Regions from separate parts of the Homo sapiens genome. Here regions 1 and 2 are each linked to region 3. A link is a loop called in an ENCODE intact Hi-C map of the cell type or tissue named here. Cell type or tissue: dorsolateral prefrontal cortex. All regions are shown on one strand. Region 1 overlaps TMEM132E (transmembrane protein 132E). Region 2 has its middle 37 kb from the start of TMEM132E-DT. Region 3 overlaps TMEM132E (transmembrane protein 132E).

The links. A loop is a pair of places that touch in the nucleus more often than their neighbours do. Peaks named below come from ENCODE experiments on the same cell type or tissue, not always from the same donor. Only the 100,000 strongest peaks of a DNase experiment are listed, where the experiment ranks them.
Region 1: a loop joins it to region 3, with 6 times the contacts of the local background. A loop is called at or near these places in 18 of 110 quality-filtered maps.
Region 2: it touches region 3 in a loop (10-fold over the local background); 72 of 110 quality-filtered maps call a loop at or near these places.

Annotation. Positions count from the first base shown.
Region 1 is chr17:34,580,276-34,585,275 of GRCh38, reverse strand. It overlaps TMEM132E (transmembrane protein 132E), which reads right to left. Exons shown (of 9, transcript NM_001304438.2): 1 at 4,133-5,000. The coding sequence starts at 4,199. Among named protein-coding and RNA genes, the nearest start is that of TMEM132E, 3.2 kb to the right of the region's middle. In dorsolateral prefrontal cortex, a CTCF peak has its summit at 78 (motif pointing left); DNase peaks (open chromatin) are centred at 4,336, 4,537 and 4,898; H3K4me3 peaks cover 2,806 bases; H3K27ac peaks cover 3,081 bases.
Region 2 is chr17:34,539,988-34,544,987 of GRCh38, reverse strand. No RefSeq gene overlaps it. Among named protein-coding and RNA genes, the nearest start is that of TMEM132E-DT, 37 kb to the left of the region's middle. In dorsolateral prefrontal cortex, CTCF peaks have their summits at 1,872 and 2,076 (motif pointing left); a DNase peak (open chromatin) is centred at 2,107; H3K27me3 peaks cover 363 bases.
Region 3 is chr17:34,636,347-34,641,346 of GRCh38, reverse strand. It overlaps TMEM132E (transmembrane protein 132E), which reads right to left. Exons shown (of 9, transcript NM_001304438.2): 9 at 2,029-4,170. The coding sequence ends at 3,115. Among named protein-coding and RNA genes, the nearest start is that of TMEM132E, 59 kb to the right of the region's middle. In dorsolateral prefrontal cortex, a CTCF peak has its summit at 2,911 (motif pointing right); DNase peaks (open chromatin) are centred at 1,186 and 2,936; H3K4me3 peaks cover 838 bases; H3K27ac peaks cover 786 bases.

The sequences.
Region 1 (5,000 bases), 56 kb after region 3:
TCTGGTATTCCACAGTGGCCTTATCTCCCACAGCGAAGCACCAGCCGTCCTCAGAATGGATTCCAATAAAGCTCATTTCCTGCCACCAAGTTTATAACACATCCCCACCTACTGGTCTTAAACATTAACAAGGCTATGTTGTGAATACGGCTGCATGTGGCCAGAAGAAAGATGGGTGTGGGAGAGGCGAAGCAAGCATCATCCCTCACGCCCGGCAATAAAGGGGTCTCCCAAGGGCTGGTGCTTACCCTGTCCTGCTGTGTTCCTCCTGCATCTCCAAAAGGGCTCAGGGCTTGGGTGATCGGGGGATGGGGTAGGGGTGTGGACACAACCCGCAGGAGAAACTCAAGGTTGCTGGGCTGGGGATCATGGAGGTGAGGACACGTTTTGAGACCATGTATTCAGAATGACCCTGGACACTACATTTGTATCCTGTGAGACCATGTCATAACATGTCACCGGAGACACATGGGTCTTGTATGTGCCCACTCAAGGGGCATGGCATGGGCCTGCTCCATCCTCTTGCTCTCTTTGTGGTATCTCTGCCTGTCTCCTCCCCTGCCCCTCTTCTGCCCTCTACCCCAGAGCTCCCTTTTCAACTGATGCTGGGAGGGTCCCTCAATACAGAGTTGTCCTCCTACCCCATCCATTTCTTCTGAGCACCTGCTATGTGTCAAACACTGGAGAGCCATGCAAACACATAGAAGACATGGCTCCTGCCCTAAATGCAAGAACGTGGGGATCAGGAGGATTGCACAGGTAAGCATGCCCATGTATACCCCTCACACAGCAGCCTATGAGGAAAAAGTGCTAGAAAAGTAGCATGAAGTACCAAAGAAGTCATGGAAAAAGTTCATTTATTTCTATCAGGGTATGGGGACTGCTGGTGAGAAGCTAGGGGGTAATCTACGGAGGCTCCCTGGAGGAGGTGACATTTGAACTCCGCTTTGAAGGTTAAGTAAGAATTTCTGGAGGCAAAGTATTCCAGATGGAGGGGCTGGTGGGTGCAAAAGCAGAAAGGCAGGAAAGTGAGAAAAGCAATACCTCATAGGGCACACGGAGGATGGCGAGAGGCCAGTATCTTTGAAGTAAAGATGTGGATTTGGACAAGATCATAAATGGCTTTGGATGCCAGGGCAATGAGTGTGCCCTTGATCCTAGAGGCTGTGGGGAACCAGTAATTGTTCCTGAGTAGTGAGCTGACATAATCAGCCCTCTAACAGATTTATCCACCACGCTGACCCCTAAACTCCTATTCAAACTAACAGTGGGGCTGGGAGTCTCCCCAAATATTAGATACAAGAAAGTGGCCTTCACAGATGTTCCCTGGAAGAGGGCTGGAGACTGGGAACAGTGTAGAGGTGCCCAAACACACCACTCTGCCTATCTCATGGGCTGAACTGGGCCCTGAAAAGGTAGTAAGGCTCCATTCACACATGGTCTCTGTCCAGGAGTCCTGGCAGAAACTGGAAAGGGGAAAGAAAGGCCAGAGACCACGCTGCCTGTGGAAGATGGGGAATGTGAGGGAGGCAGCCCAAGGTCACCCTGCCCGGTGGCGCCAGAGTCAGACTGAAACCCAGGCTACTTGGCTCCCAGTCTGGCTGTGTGGTCAGAACCCTGTGACCTCAATTGCCTGCCAGGCACAGAAAACTGCAACTGTCCCTCTATCTCCCAGCATTTTAGAAAAGCCCCGGAACCCCAACCAAGAGTCAGTTTAAAGGGAGACTAAGTCCCCGGACCCTATTCTTAACAGAGGGAAGGGGTGGCTACGTGGGTGTCAGGCAGCCCTGGAGGAGGAGGGCAGCCCAGGCAAGATGGGGTTTTATTGTGGGGGGATTTCTATCATACTGGCCTTACCCATCTGGGGGATCCCCCAAGTTTTAAGTATCTGCTGGCACCCTTCTCTGAGGCAGGGGAGACTGAGACATGCGATGGAGAAGAGAGTTCAGGACTCAGGGAAGGAGGTTGGAAAGGAAGCCAGATAGTCAGGAGGGGAAATGTCCGCTCAGTAGGGCGATTCAGACCCTACCTCCTCAAATACCTTCTTTCTGCTCAGGCAGCCAAGCCCTCTGCCCTAGGTGTGCTGTCACTGTGTTAGGCACTGGCTGTGTGGAGAGACAGGGAATAAGCCCATGGCTCTGCCTCCACCAATCCAGGACTACTGGGGCACAGAGAGGGCACTGGTGCCTAAGGAAAAAAGGAGGCCAAGGCCAAGACCAAGGGAAGGCAGCCAGGACGCTAAGGCCCAGCTGGAACTGCGTCTTAGGAACAGGCAGGATTCTGGCAGGTGAGGAAGGGAAAGGGATCTTTAATTCCAGGCTCAGGGATCGGGAAGGTGGGCAGAGGGACCCTAATGACAGAGTTTGAGCTGCCCATCATCAGCGTTTGAGGTGACGCCATGGTTGGGCTTTGGGAAGGGAACTCCGACAGCAAGATGTAAGAAGAGGGGAAGAACCCACCTAGACTCAGGCCTGGGTTTCTGGGCTTCCTCCTACTGGGCAGGGAAACTCCCTGCCGGCCAGTGCTAGGTCACAAGTGCAGCCCATGCAGCTCCAGTGCGCAGACAGGCAGCCCACCTCCCTCTCCCCCACCTTCATTCTCAGTGTTGCACACAGAGCCTAGAGATTTCTGGTTCCCCGCTATGCTCCCACTTCGCCCCACCTCACCCTCGCCCCCCTGCTGGCTCGCTGCTCTGCCTATTCCTCCCATAGAGAACTGAGGTTAGCTGTCTCTGGTGAACTGAACGCAAAACAACCCCCCCTGGTGTTACCTCAGCCGGGAATAACCAAGCCACCCATAGAGGGAGGTCTGCCTGCTCCCCGCCCCCCTCCTAGCCCCAGGACCCTACGATTCCGAGAGCCCCTCTTTTTCTTATTCTCTCAACCTTGAGAATGCGCTTTGGTCAGGGTGAAAGAGGCCGCTGGTTAGAGACCTTGGGCACACTCCTGGCGAGCTTGAGCAGGCTCTTAGGGACTGGGCAGATCTGGGCAAGAGCTGAGCCCGGCACACCGAGGGCGCTCCACCAATGCGGAGAGCCCACTGCCCCCTCCATCTAAGCGCCCTCCATTCTGCCTGAGGCTCACCCCTCAGCGTGGAGCATCGAAACACCCCCGCCCCCCAACCCCGCCACGCCTTGCTGGTTAAGAAAATGTATCCCAGGTCGGCTGGTTTCACGTTAGGAGGGAGCAGAGGGCCCCGCTTCTCCACTCTCCTTTCGGAGCTCTCTCCCTCCCACCTCGGTCTGCTCCCCTCGCCTCCTGGAGCGTCTCCAGCTTGCGGAAGGCCCGCTGCAGCCTCCTTCCCTCTGGTCTGATTTCCCATTCTTGGGGGCTGTTCAAAAACCCGCTGCCCCCCACCCGTATGCCCGCTGTCCCACCGCCAAAGCGCGCCAACCTCAATCCCTCCTTCTCCCACCCCCTTTACCGCGGAGCCCGGGGCGAGCCTGGGGAGCAGACGCAACAGATTGCAGAATGCGAGAGCGCGGAGCCCGCTCCCTCCGCGCGCGGCCCGCGGCCCACCGCCCCGGCCTGTGCGGGTGCCCAGACCCCCGCCCTCCGGGCTCGCCTAAGCCGGCCATTTAGATGCAGCTCACAGGACCGCGGGCGTGCGAGCCGCGGCGGCTCCCCGGCCCGGAGTCAGTCCACTTCCCTTCCCGAGGACCGCCGCAGGAAGCGAGGCGACGGGCGGCGCGGCCCCGCACCGGCCTGCGCGCCCGGGGCGAGGAAAGACGCGATCCCGGCGGATCCCAACAGCCCCCAGCCCGGCCGGCTGCAGGGAGAGACGGGGGCGGGGGGCGGCCTGGACGCGATCCGGAGGATCCCTCGGATCCCTCTAGATTTCCGTGGGCGGACACGACCCCAGACCTTCGGGTTCGAACCCTTCTTTATAACCAGGAGAGGACTGGAGCGACACCCTCCCCCCACCCTTTTCTGGCGCCGGGCTCGGTCCCCTCAGCTGAGCTCGCCGGAGGGCTCGGGGGCTGGCGGTAACTCGAGCTGCAGCCAGAGACGCCAAACCCGGAGTGGCGGCTGCGAGTCCAGGGGGTGTGGGTGCTCCTCTCCCCAGTCTTCCCCGTACCCCCTCCAGTGGCGCCTGCCGCATCCTCACCCCCAGTCCGCGCCGCGACACTTACCGTGGGCGAGTAGCGCTGAGAGGCAGAGCAGGGCGGCGCCGCCGCGGCCCGACATCCCCGGGGCCATGGCCGAGGCGGGGGCGGGAGGGGTCCGAGAGAGCAACAGTCGACGACGACTTGGCCCCAGGCTGGGCTTGGTCACATCCAACTCAGGGCTGCCGTGGCGCCCGGCTGTCTCAGATGCAGCTCCGGGACCAGAGAGTGCAATTCGGGGACACTTTGCGGGGAGGGGGCGTCCCAGGCGCTGGCGGCTACACCCTCGGAGCCGGTGGGGGCGCAGCTCCGGGCGGGAGGAGCCTCCACCTCCCCCAGCTGGTGCCCCCTGCAGGATCTGCGAGGCGCGGGGGGAGCTGCACGTGCAGTCCGGAGCCCGGTGGCCGCGGGCGTCCCGGGGGCTACCTAGAGCCCAGTGCTGAATCTCCCGGCCTCACGGCCCAGCTCGAATCCGAACTCACTCGAGGGTGCCGACTTCCAACGCAATCCCCAGTTTCCTCGGTTTCGGTAGTAACCGCACATGGATAGCGCCGCTTTCTTCCTCCAAGCCCCTGCAGCAGCCCAGCATAAAAATCCCAGGTCAGGTGCAAATGAATGCTGTCTTTCTCAAAGAAAGAGAAAATCCAGACAACTTTAATCCATCTGGAGAAGGAAAAGTTTCCGTGCGGTGCTGAAACTGGCGACGCCGGTCGCCACCACCCTAGGCGACGCCCAGACCGGATGCCCGAGGCGGGCGGCCAGATGTTTGTCCCCTCGCAAGGCTCGCTCCTCCGCTCCAGCGCGCTTTCTCCAGTCTGGATCAGGGCCCAGGCTCCACACAGGCCGGCTCAGCGCCTCCTGCCCAGGCAGCCGCTCGGCGGCTGGGGCAAGGGTG
Region 2 (5,000 bases), 96 kb after region 3:
ACCACATTTTATTTACGTAAGGATATGTTTTCATGCACAAAATGAGCCTGGTACACAGTAGCTGCAAATCATGATATTATCATTATTGGTAATTATCATTCAGCTACTTGACTATTACAACATTTGCTGTAAAATTCAATTCTTCTAACAATATTAATAGTAGTAGTGACAATAATAAATGCTTACCAAATAGAGACATCCATCCTTTTTCCATCTGAGGATTTCCTTTGTCCAGTAGGCTCAAACTCTGGCATGCCTCAGAGACACACAGGGAGTTTGCTAACCACACAGATGCCCTAAACCATCCTGATGTTTTTATTGTCAACATTCTCCCTGAAGTCTGTTGTGCACCAAAGTTCTGAGCACCACTGTCCTGGTCTTTGAATCTTTCCATGGCCTACCATCCCTGACAGTGTCTGGAAAGATGCCACAAGACCAAGGTTGGGAGGATGTGTGGGCAGAGGAGTGGAAGCCCGGAGGCTCCTGGGCAGCTTCTCTGAGACCACAAGCTCTGGCTTTGTGACTGGTCCTATTCTGACCTCTCCTGTGTTGGAAAAGCATTTCAGCCCTTTCTGGGGGAAATGCGTGATACAAGAAATGACCTATTCAGACCTGTGATTGGAACTCAGGCAGACAGCTGTATCCCTCTGACCTCCACCCTCCCATTGGGTTAGGATAGAATTTTTGGCTCAAGGCTGGCATAATTAGGAGGTTTGGTGAGCAGGCTGGTTGGGGCACTTTGTTTGTAACTCACCTTGGAAAGGCTTCTGGCATCATCTTCCACACAGAGAGCAGGGAGTGTGTATGCCCTGGAACCCACATGTTCATCTTTCCCAATTAAAGTGCACCATTAGCTCCATCTTTAGACGCCCTCCTCTAATTCCTCCACTCAAAGTTCAGGCAGGAAGTCGATGCTGGCTGCAGCAGGGGAAGCACCAACATCTTCAGCATCCCCTTGGCCAAACTCTGTGGGAAGCTATGGGTCCCAGAGGAGGGTGGAGAGAGTGATTCCAAAGGGGCAAATGGAAGGTATCACTGCTTTCCCATCTGCCTAAAAGTCCTTGCCTTCCCCTGTTTCTCCCTTGTCGAACTGGCAACCTCCTACTTATCCTTGAGGACTTAGCCCAAAGTCACCTCTTCTGGGAAAGCTTCCCTGACGTTCCTGCCCTAGGAAGCTTACTGTTGTATCAACTGCATGATTAGAGACCATTGCTTATTTATCCCATTACCCTGGGTCTTTTGTTTTGTTTTGTTTTGGTTTTGCTGAGGGAGTGGCGGCTGGAAATGGGAATCTCAGGTAGATGTATCCATATTACAAAGGTATAGCTAAAAAGTACACCACAGCATTTTTACTAAAGGATTATATATTCGCACTAAGAATCATGTTCTGGTTAAGAATTCCATCATTTTGTGTGAGGCCCAGTCACAGATTTAGGCTGTGGTTTGTTGTATTGGTCTAGAGATCAACTAGGGATTTTAATGTGACTAAAATAAGGCAGGCCATATGTGACAACATTCAGAATTCAGCATAGCATCTTTCTCATGCCTTCCATTTCCTTCCCGTCATCTTGTTTTCCTTGTAGCCTTAAGGACAGATATCCCGGATAATGTTCTGGTGATGAACAACTATAGTTTTACTGAAAGAAAATTATTGTGTCACTTTAAAGTTAATAGTTTTGAAAAAGGGAAAAAAAGAGAGCCAGTTAAAGTCCAATTGCTTATTCAAAATGGTTCTCCCAAATCTTGTCATGGTTCTGCAAATCCTACTCTAAATTCTATCCTGTGACTTTGTTACTGCCCAAGGACATGACATTTACAGAAACCAATAGGCATAGACGAAAATGTCAAATTATTGATGCCTATCAAGGTAGTTTAAAATGCCCCTAAACACCTGGGATTATCTAGTAAGTACTCCCTCAGTTCAGGGTCCATATCCTTCATGTATAATAGACAGTCCTTTCTCGAGGCCCCCAAAATGTCCATTTTGACCACTCAAGGGTTTATCAGTTGATATTTACAATATAGAGAACCTACTATGTGTCAGACCTTGTGCCTGTGTGCATGGCGCCCCCTGGAGTTACAAATCGGAATAGCACCAATTTATGTCAGGTCCGTGCAGTGCGGAGGGGCACTTGGAGCTACAATTGGGCTCTACCTGTGGATTTTCTATTTTAAATCTAATTTTGGAACATTTTGAGATTTACAGGAAAGTTGCAAATATGGTGCAGAGAGTTTCCGCATACTGCTCCCGTGGCTTTAGGGGCTCTTCCTTAGAACAGCCTAGAGAGGAAATTATCTCTCTGGTCTCAGCCTCAGGATTGCTTGAGCATCTCCAGAGCTATTTTCAGACTGTATTTTTAGGAACACTGTATATTTGACAACTCCCGGGCTTTCTCCTTTTGCATCAACTGCTAGGAAGCTCAGCGCCAAGTCTGTGGCTTAATTCTAGCAAAAGTGTAGAAACTCTCGGCAGATATTTTGGGTATTAACTTTACCCTTGATTTCATCTTGTTCTTCCTGCATCATTTCCCTTTCCTCATTTACTTAATTTTCACTTTGTTATCTGTATTGAGCTTTGCTGGCCTCTTGAAATCGTTTTTGGGACACGGTTGGGGTACATATCATTTTTGGAACACGGTTGGGGTACATATAACTGGATGAACAAATAGATCGTTTCCTCTATGTTTCCAAGGTGTCTGATGCATGTTTTTACTCTGGTATTTACCGCATTTTGTTGTAATTGCTTGTTTATGTGTTTGACTGCCCCACCGGGCTGGGACTGCCACCTGGTTTTCCTGAAGCTGGACTCCTTGGCATGACTGAACACCCAGGATGGGCCACTGTCTGAATCATATTTTTCAGACCCTGAACCTATCACCACCATCCCATTTCTTCCCTATGTGGACACACCCCCACAGAGGCTCACAGCCAGCCTTAGCATCTTTCCTACCTTGGTGGATATCCTATATGTGCCATTCTTGAGGCATGGCCAGACAGGACCAGTCAATACCCAAAGGGAAAGAGAATCATGAACCAATGTGCACCCACAGTCAGAAGATGATGGCCTGAGAAGGTGGAAGGGAAAGTAGGGGTGTGTGTTATTTCCCCCTCCTGCTCAGACCTGAAGGTGGCACCTCTCCTGGCCTTGCTCTTGATCCATTTCATGTCCCCTCCCCTCTCCCTCCTCCCTTGGCCATCCTAGTGATGAGGTGAAGAGGCCGTGTACGGCCAACAGAATCCCAGGATCACAAGGTTGTCCGCTCCAGAATGTTCATGTCTCACCTGGCAATTCAATTTGGACCATCCTCTTCCCCGACCTTCCCCCTCATGAACTCCTTCATTGTATAAAAGGGGCAATTGAGGCCCAGAAAGGGAGAGTGATTTCTTCAAGGTCACACAGCAAATTTGAGGCAGGCTTGTTCTCTTTCCACCTGAAAGCAAGGTTTCTGTGCTCTGTGAGCAACAGGCACAAACTGAGCCAGCGTGGGAGGGTGTGTGTGTAGGGGGTCTGGGGAGCTTTCCTGAATTCCCTGTAAGCAGCCACCCCAAGGGGCTAGAGGGGTGGCTGATCATGCTGGGCAAATCCCTCTTCTCTGCTCACCCTTCTGGAATCAGATACACTCTGAAAATTTGCTTTGAAGGAGGAAAAATAATGATAAAGGGGCAGCTTTGGCATAGGTGGAGGGCAAAGTAGGCCAGGGAATGGCTCGAGTGACTTTGTATAGGAGGGGAGAGGGAGCGAGTGGATCGGCAAAAGTAGAAATGGCAAACTCTAATGCCCTCAGGGATTCTGTTGAAGGGGTGACAATGTGGGGGCCATAGTGGGGGCAGGAGAAGGCAGGTCATTGTCTAAATTGTGTGCCGACTGATCTCCTGCTGCTGGGGAAGGAGGCGGCAAAGTTGCAAGATCTTCCAGGTTTTTTTCAAGACAAGCTGAAAACCTGATGTTTATGTGAAATCCAGATTTTCACATGTTGACAACTAATTCAAAAATTTAAAAGCTCTGTATGAATACAATGCATAGACCTTATTTGGATTCAAACAAACCACCTGTAAAAAGACATTTTTGAGACAATTAGGAAAATTTAAATAGACACTAATAAGGAATTATTCTTCATTTTGTTAGGGTGATAATGGTTTTGTGGTTACGGTTTTAAAAAGTCTTTGTCTGCTAGAGAGACACACTGAAGTATTTATGGGTGAGATAATATAATGTCTGGATTTGCTTTAAAATATTTCAGAAACTAAAAGGTGTGTTGGGGATAGATGAGATGAGATTGACAAAATGGTGATAGGGAAGCTGGATGGTATGTATATGCAGGTTAATTATGCTCGTCTTTGCTTTTGGGTATGTTTTAAAAAATCATCACAAAAATAAACACTCTGGGTCGAACAAAACCTGTCAGCGGGCTGGATGTGGCCTCGGATCACCATTTTTCAATCTTTAGTCTAGGCCTTTCTCTCATACATAAGCCACGGAACACCAGCGGGTTAACAAAAACCCTAGAGATCAGGCTGGGTGCGGTGGCTCACGCCTGTAATCCCAGCACTTTGGGAGGCCGAGGCAGGTGGATCTACAGGGTCAAGAGATCAAGACCATCCTGGCTAATGTGGTGAAACGCCATCTCTACTAAAAAATACAAAAATTAGCTGGGCATGGTGGCGGGCGCCTGTAGTCCCAGCTACTCGGGAGGCTGAGGCAGGAGAATCACTTGAACCCGGGAGGTGGAGGTTGCAGTGAGCCGAGATTGTGCCACTGCACTCCAGCCTGGCAACAGAGTGAGACTCCATTTCAAAAAGAAAAGAAAAGAAAAGAAACCCTAGAGATCATATGGGTGAGGGGTTGGCAAACTACAGCCTGGGGCCCAAATCTGGCCTGCCACCTGTTTTTGTCAATAAAGTTTTATTGGAACACAGCCACATCCATTTTGTAATGTATTTGTCTCTGACTGCCTTTGTGCTACAATAGCAGATTTGAGTAAGTGTGATGCAGACTGTAT
Region 3 (5,000 bases):
ACCTCATGTCTGAGCCTGATTCCCATCCTTGCTGGACCGATCACCCTCTCTGGTCTCTGCGCCTTTGCATGTGTGTTTTCTGTGCTTCCCCTCTCACCAGGGACTCATGTTCCAGGCATAGGGAAAGCAAGTGCAAAGTCAGGCAGCAAAACACAGGGTGTGGAGTCTGTAACTTCTGTCCTCCTTACCGGACTGTCCCTGGCCTTGTCCTCAGCAAACTCAGCTTCAGTTGTCTTCTCCTCTCCTCCTTTGTGCCCTGTCAACCCAGGGTAAAGGTCTGTCATCATCCCAGATGACAGTGGGCAGATGACTTGTCCATCTTCCTTACGGGGCTGGGGGCTCCTTGAGGACGGATCCACAGTTTTGCTTCCCAGACTCCCCATCAGGGTCCAGGGTGTAGCAGGAGCTTAATGCACTGAAGAAACAAATGCTCCATGTTCCAAGTTTCACAGCAGCAACCCACCCCACCTGGCACACTTCCCCAACGTAAGGTATTCTTCCTCAACTCACATCCCTGCCCTCCTCATCTCTCTCTTATAAGAACTCCAAGGGGATGAGGTGATGAACCTCAAGTAAGGTGGTAGAGTGTGCAAAATCCCCCAATATGGGATAATGTGAAAGCCATTTAGAGTTTGCATTTGGACTTAATTTGGTAGGCAATCATTTGTTGAGCACTTGCTGATTCCAGGCACCAGGTTAAGCACAAGCGGGTTAAAAAATGACTGAGACCCCCATACCCTTCCAGGAGTATGTAGTCAGGGCAGTGTTTGAATGGCAGATATCTGTTGTTCTGGGAGCTCAAGGAGACCCCCCCCCCGCCCCCGCGCCAAGCTCCCCTGTGGTTCTGCTTTGGGCTCAGCTTTCTGGTAGCTCCTTACTTGCTGCTGAGTTGCACCTGTTCTTTGTTGCTAAACGTATCTTGGGCACAGCTGGTCAGTCTCTAGTCTTCCTTTCAGACCTATGCCTTGCCTGAAAATTAAGACCTGGTTGTGCCAAAGTCCATTCATTGATATCCTCTACGCGCAGCTGTCTGTACTAGGCATGCTGTCTGCGGGAGCTGTGCAGAGTGCTTTCCATACATGATCCTATTTAATCCTCACAACCACCCTAGGCTGCACCATCAGCTGAGCAGATGATTGTGGGAGGCCAGGCTTCCTTCCAGAGTGGGGAACAGCATGTCTGGGCAGGTGCCAGTGTAGCCCCAGTTCTGCTGCTGGCTGCTTCTGGGACACATGCTGGTTAGTGTTCCTTTCCTTTCCAAAAGTGGCTGCCAGAGCCACCTGTCTATGGGCACTGGAGGCTGGCCAGGTAGCCTTGGCTGAGCTCCTGCCCCTCTCAGGCCTGAGCTCCTGTGCCCCCTAGGCTGCTGCCTGTGCTGGGGTGTGGGCTCCCAGGGCCTCATGACAGGCTGTGTGCACACTCACAGGTCAAGTGTGGCATAAGATGCAGCTAGTCCGCGGCCCACTGGTGGGGAGGGGCACCCCAACATGCCTGTGCTCTCTCCTGCCTGGTTTCTAACATGTAGATCCCCAGGCTTTCTCCATCAGCCGCAAGGGGGAGAGAAGGGAGGATTCCCTGAGAGGTGGTTACAGGGAGGGCCACCTCTGAGAGGTGGGCAGTGAAGGAAGCTGAAGTAACTCAGGTAGGCACACCAACCCTCTCACCTCTCTCCTTAGTTTTCTGTGCCCCCCAGAAGACCTTTCTCTGCAGTCCCGAGGCCTGCCCTTCCCTCCCCTGAGCCAATCAGAACAGAGCCTTAGAGGAAGCACCTCTTTATAAGGGCACATTTGTGGGTCAGCGGATTCTTCATCCCTTGACCTGGGCATCCCAAAGTACCAGAGGGTCTTAAAGGACCTGCATGTTGGGGGAGGAAGAGCGGGACCACAGCCTGGTCTAGCCGAGTTTTGGTCTCATGTCATGTAGTGTGCCCACAGTGTGTGAGTGTGTGTGTGTGCATGTGTGCACTTGCTTGTGTATGTGTGTATGTTTGCCCATGCACATAAGGAAGAGACAGAGCCAGCCACCATGTACTCTCTGTTCATGGGAGCTGCTGCCCCCACCTCCAGTCTGACCGCTTCCATTTATTTAAGAAAAATCCGACACAGTGGTGGGTAGAACCCGAGAGAAAAATGGCTGTGGGATGGGGTAGGGGCGACACTGGCTCCCTTCTGCATTTGCCCACCCTGAAGTCCCTCACAGCATTCCCTGGTGCCCTCTACTCCCCTCCCGGGTTCCGTCTTGTGGGGCATAGGTGGCTGCCTGCCCTGTGCTGCAGAGGGAAGTCGCAGTCAGCAGGGTGACGGGTGGCTAAGGCGTAGTAGTGTTGACCTTGCTGTGGGGGACGGGGAAGGCAAGGAGGTCCCCAGGCCTCTGGCTCTGGGGTGTGATTTGGCTAGAGATGGATCCAGGACTCTTTCCCCTTTAGGTCCCTGCCCAAAGCCCTTGGGGCAGAGGTGGGAGTCCTGAGAACTCAGGAAGGTGCCTGGCTTGGCACCAGACCTCTCTGTAGAGTCAGCTCCCAGGTCCTGGGAGGCACCCGAATGCCAGCAGATGCTACAACTGTCCCCCTAACCCCCAGATATTTCGTCCACAGCAAGATCCTTGGCAGGGCAGGCAGCTGCCACCTCCCCACCCTGCAGGACAGAAATCCCTGAATATTAGTTTGAGGAAAGTCTTTGTGCAGCCTGTGACACAAGACCCCCACAGAACCCCCTGCACAGGGGGACGACACGGGGGACGGGAGGCGGGCCCGGGACACAGCGTGGGCCCACCTGACCCCAAGCTGGACCTCCTTGCCTCACTCTTGGGGCAGGGGGTTGCTTAAGATGGGAGGAGGTTTGGAAAGGGCAGAACAGAGGCTGGGGTTGCTTTCCTCCTTACGAGCCACTGGAGGAAGAGCCCTCCACCTGCAGGGGGCAGAAGAGGGTAATGGCGTGAGGCGAGGGAAGGCCCAGACACTGAGGCGGCCCGCTCCGCACGGAGCCAAGCTGCAGGGGCAGGGAGTACAAAATCAATTCAGCCGCCCAGAGTCAGTGTGAACCGGGGTCCCGGCTGTGTCCTACCCCGAGCTGACCCCGTTGGGGGGGGGGGTCCCTGCTACTCCGGCTGGCGCCTCTATGCAATCTCTTTGATTCTGCGCATGTAATTGTGCAGGTCCGGGGGTGCAGTGGGCCGCGTGGGGCCCGCCACATCCGGGCAGCCCCAACCCAGGTCCTCTTCCTCCTCCTCGTCCTCTTCGCCCGCGGGCACCGAGTCATAGGCCAGCTCCTCTGACGGCAGCGTGGTGAAGGTGGTGAACTTGACCCGCTTGCGCTTGGAGGTGGGCGAGCTGGCGGGGTCCTCGGCTTGGTCTCGGGCTGAGCCGCCCGAGGAGCCGTCGCCCCTGCCGTGCACCTGGCTCTGGACGCTGGTCTGCGAGCTGCCGCTGCTGTGGTGGTCGCCGTGGCAGAAGGCGGGCACGGTTTCCAGCGGGTTGCCTGCTGGCGGCGACAGCTCTCCTTGCACCCGCAGCGGCTGCCCGTTGCCCAGGAACACCCAGTGGTGAGAGTGGTCCATGCTGGTCTGGCCCTCGGGCGGGATGCGCTTGTGCCGGTAGCGCAGCACAAAAACGATGCAGTTGATGAGGAAGACGAGGATGGCGAGGCAGAAGACGCCCAGCAGCGCGTACATGCCGATCTCCAGGTCTGTCAGACCCCGTGGCACCTGCAGGAAGCCGGTGGGCAGCGGCAGGAAGTCTTCTGTGGGTGGCACGACGGGGCTGGCGGTGCCCGGGCCTGGAGCCTCCGGTGCGGGTAGCGCAGAGCCCGGCGGGCCAGCTCCCCGGGCCTCGTCCTCGCCCCCGCCGGGCCCTGGTTGGCTGGGGCCCGGGTAGTCATAAGTGGGGTCCTCCTCGTCCCTCCCAAAGTGCACCCGCAGGCCCACAGGGGTCGTGGCGAGCACACTCTTGCGTTTGGTTTTCTGGCAGCTCTCAGCGATGGTTAGCTCTGCGCGAAGCAGCTCCCCTGACCCCTCGGCCTCAGCCACTACCAGAGGGAAGGCCCGGTCCTGGGTCACAGTGGCCACATGCTCATCCAGGCTGCTCACTAGCAGTCCATAGTCTCGTGGGCTGTAGAGGGAGAGTGGGGCTGTGGTGCCATCACTGTAGGAGAGCCAGAGGCTCAGTAGGGCTTCCTGGAGGAGAAGGAGAAGGAGGGGATAGGAGTCAAAGAGCTGGTTCAGCTGGCTTCCTGCTAGATCCTGGGCTCTGTAGGGGCAGGGACCACGGGTCTCTGGCTCCCTGCTGTATTCTCAGCACTGGAACTGTGCCTGTGACCTGTGGCGGGCATTCAGGAACTACTGTTCAAGTGAGAGTCCTCCTCACAGGGTGTGGGGAGGGTAAATCCCAGACCATGGCATCCAGGCCTCATACTGCTCTGAGGATGCCCTTGTCCACTTCACCCTTCTCCCCTGGATAACCTAAAGGTAAGTTTTGCCTTGGGTCTAATTCAAGTCCCTTCTGCTGCTGGAATAGCTCCATATCTCCATGCCTAACCTTGGGCTTACCCCCATCAGACAACAGGCTGTTGAGAATACACACCCCCTCCCCACTTCTGCCTGTTGGCTAAAACCTTCTGAGGATTGCCCTCCCTCCAGATGAGGAAGCAGGGTTCAGAGAGAAGTGATTGCCTTGGGGTGATGGAGTGAGTTAGGGACAGAGGACCCGTGTCCTAACTCCGGGCTCAGCACTTGATGCTCACCTCCTCACTCCCCAGGACTCTCACCTGTCACCTCCTCACTCCCCAGGACTCTCATCTGTCACCTTTCCACTTTCATCCTGTGGCTATGCCTGTGGTGTATACTTGGGGCTCCAGAGTTGAGTGAGGGTACTTCCTGGGGGTGATGTGGAGGTGACAGCCCTCTGTGAATCCAGGAGGGAGACCCTCAGAGGGAACATCTCAGGTGGCAAGAGCAGCAAGCAAGACCTTGCTCTGACCTCCCATGTAGATGTTGTGGCCATAGGG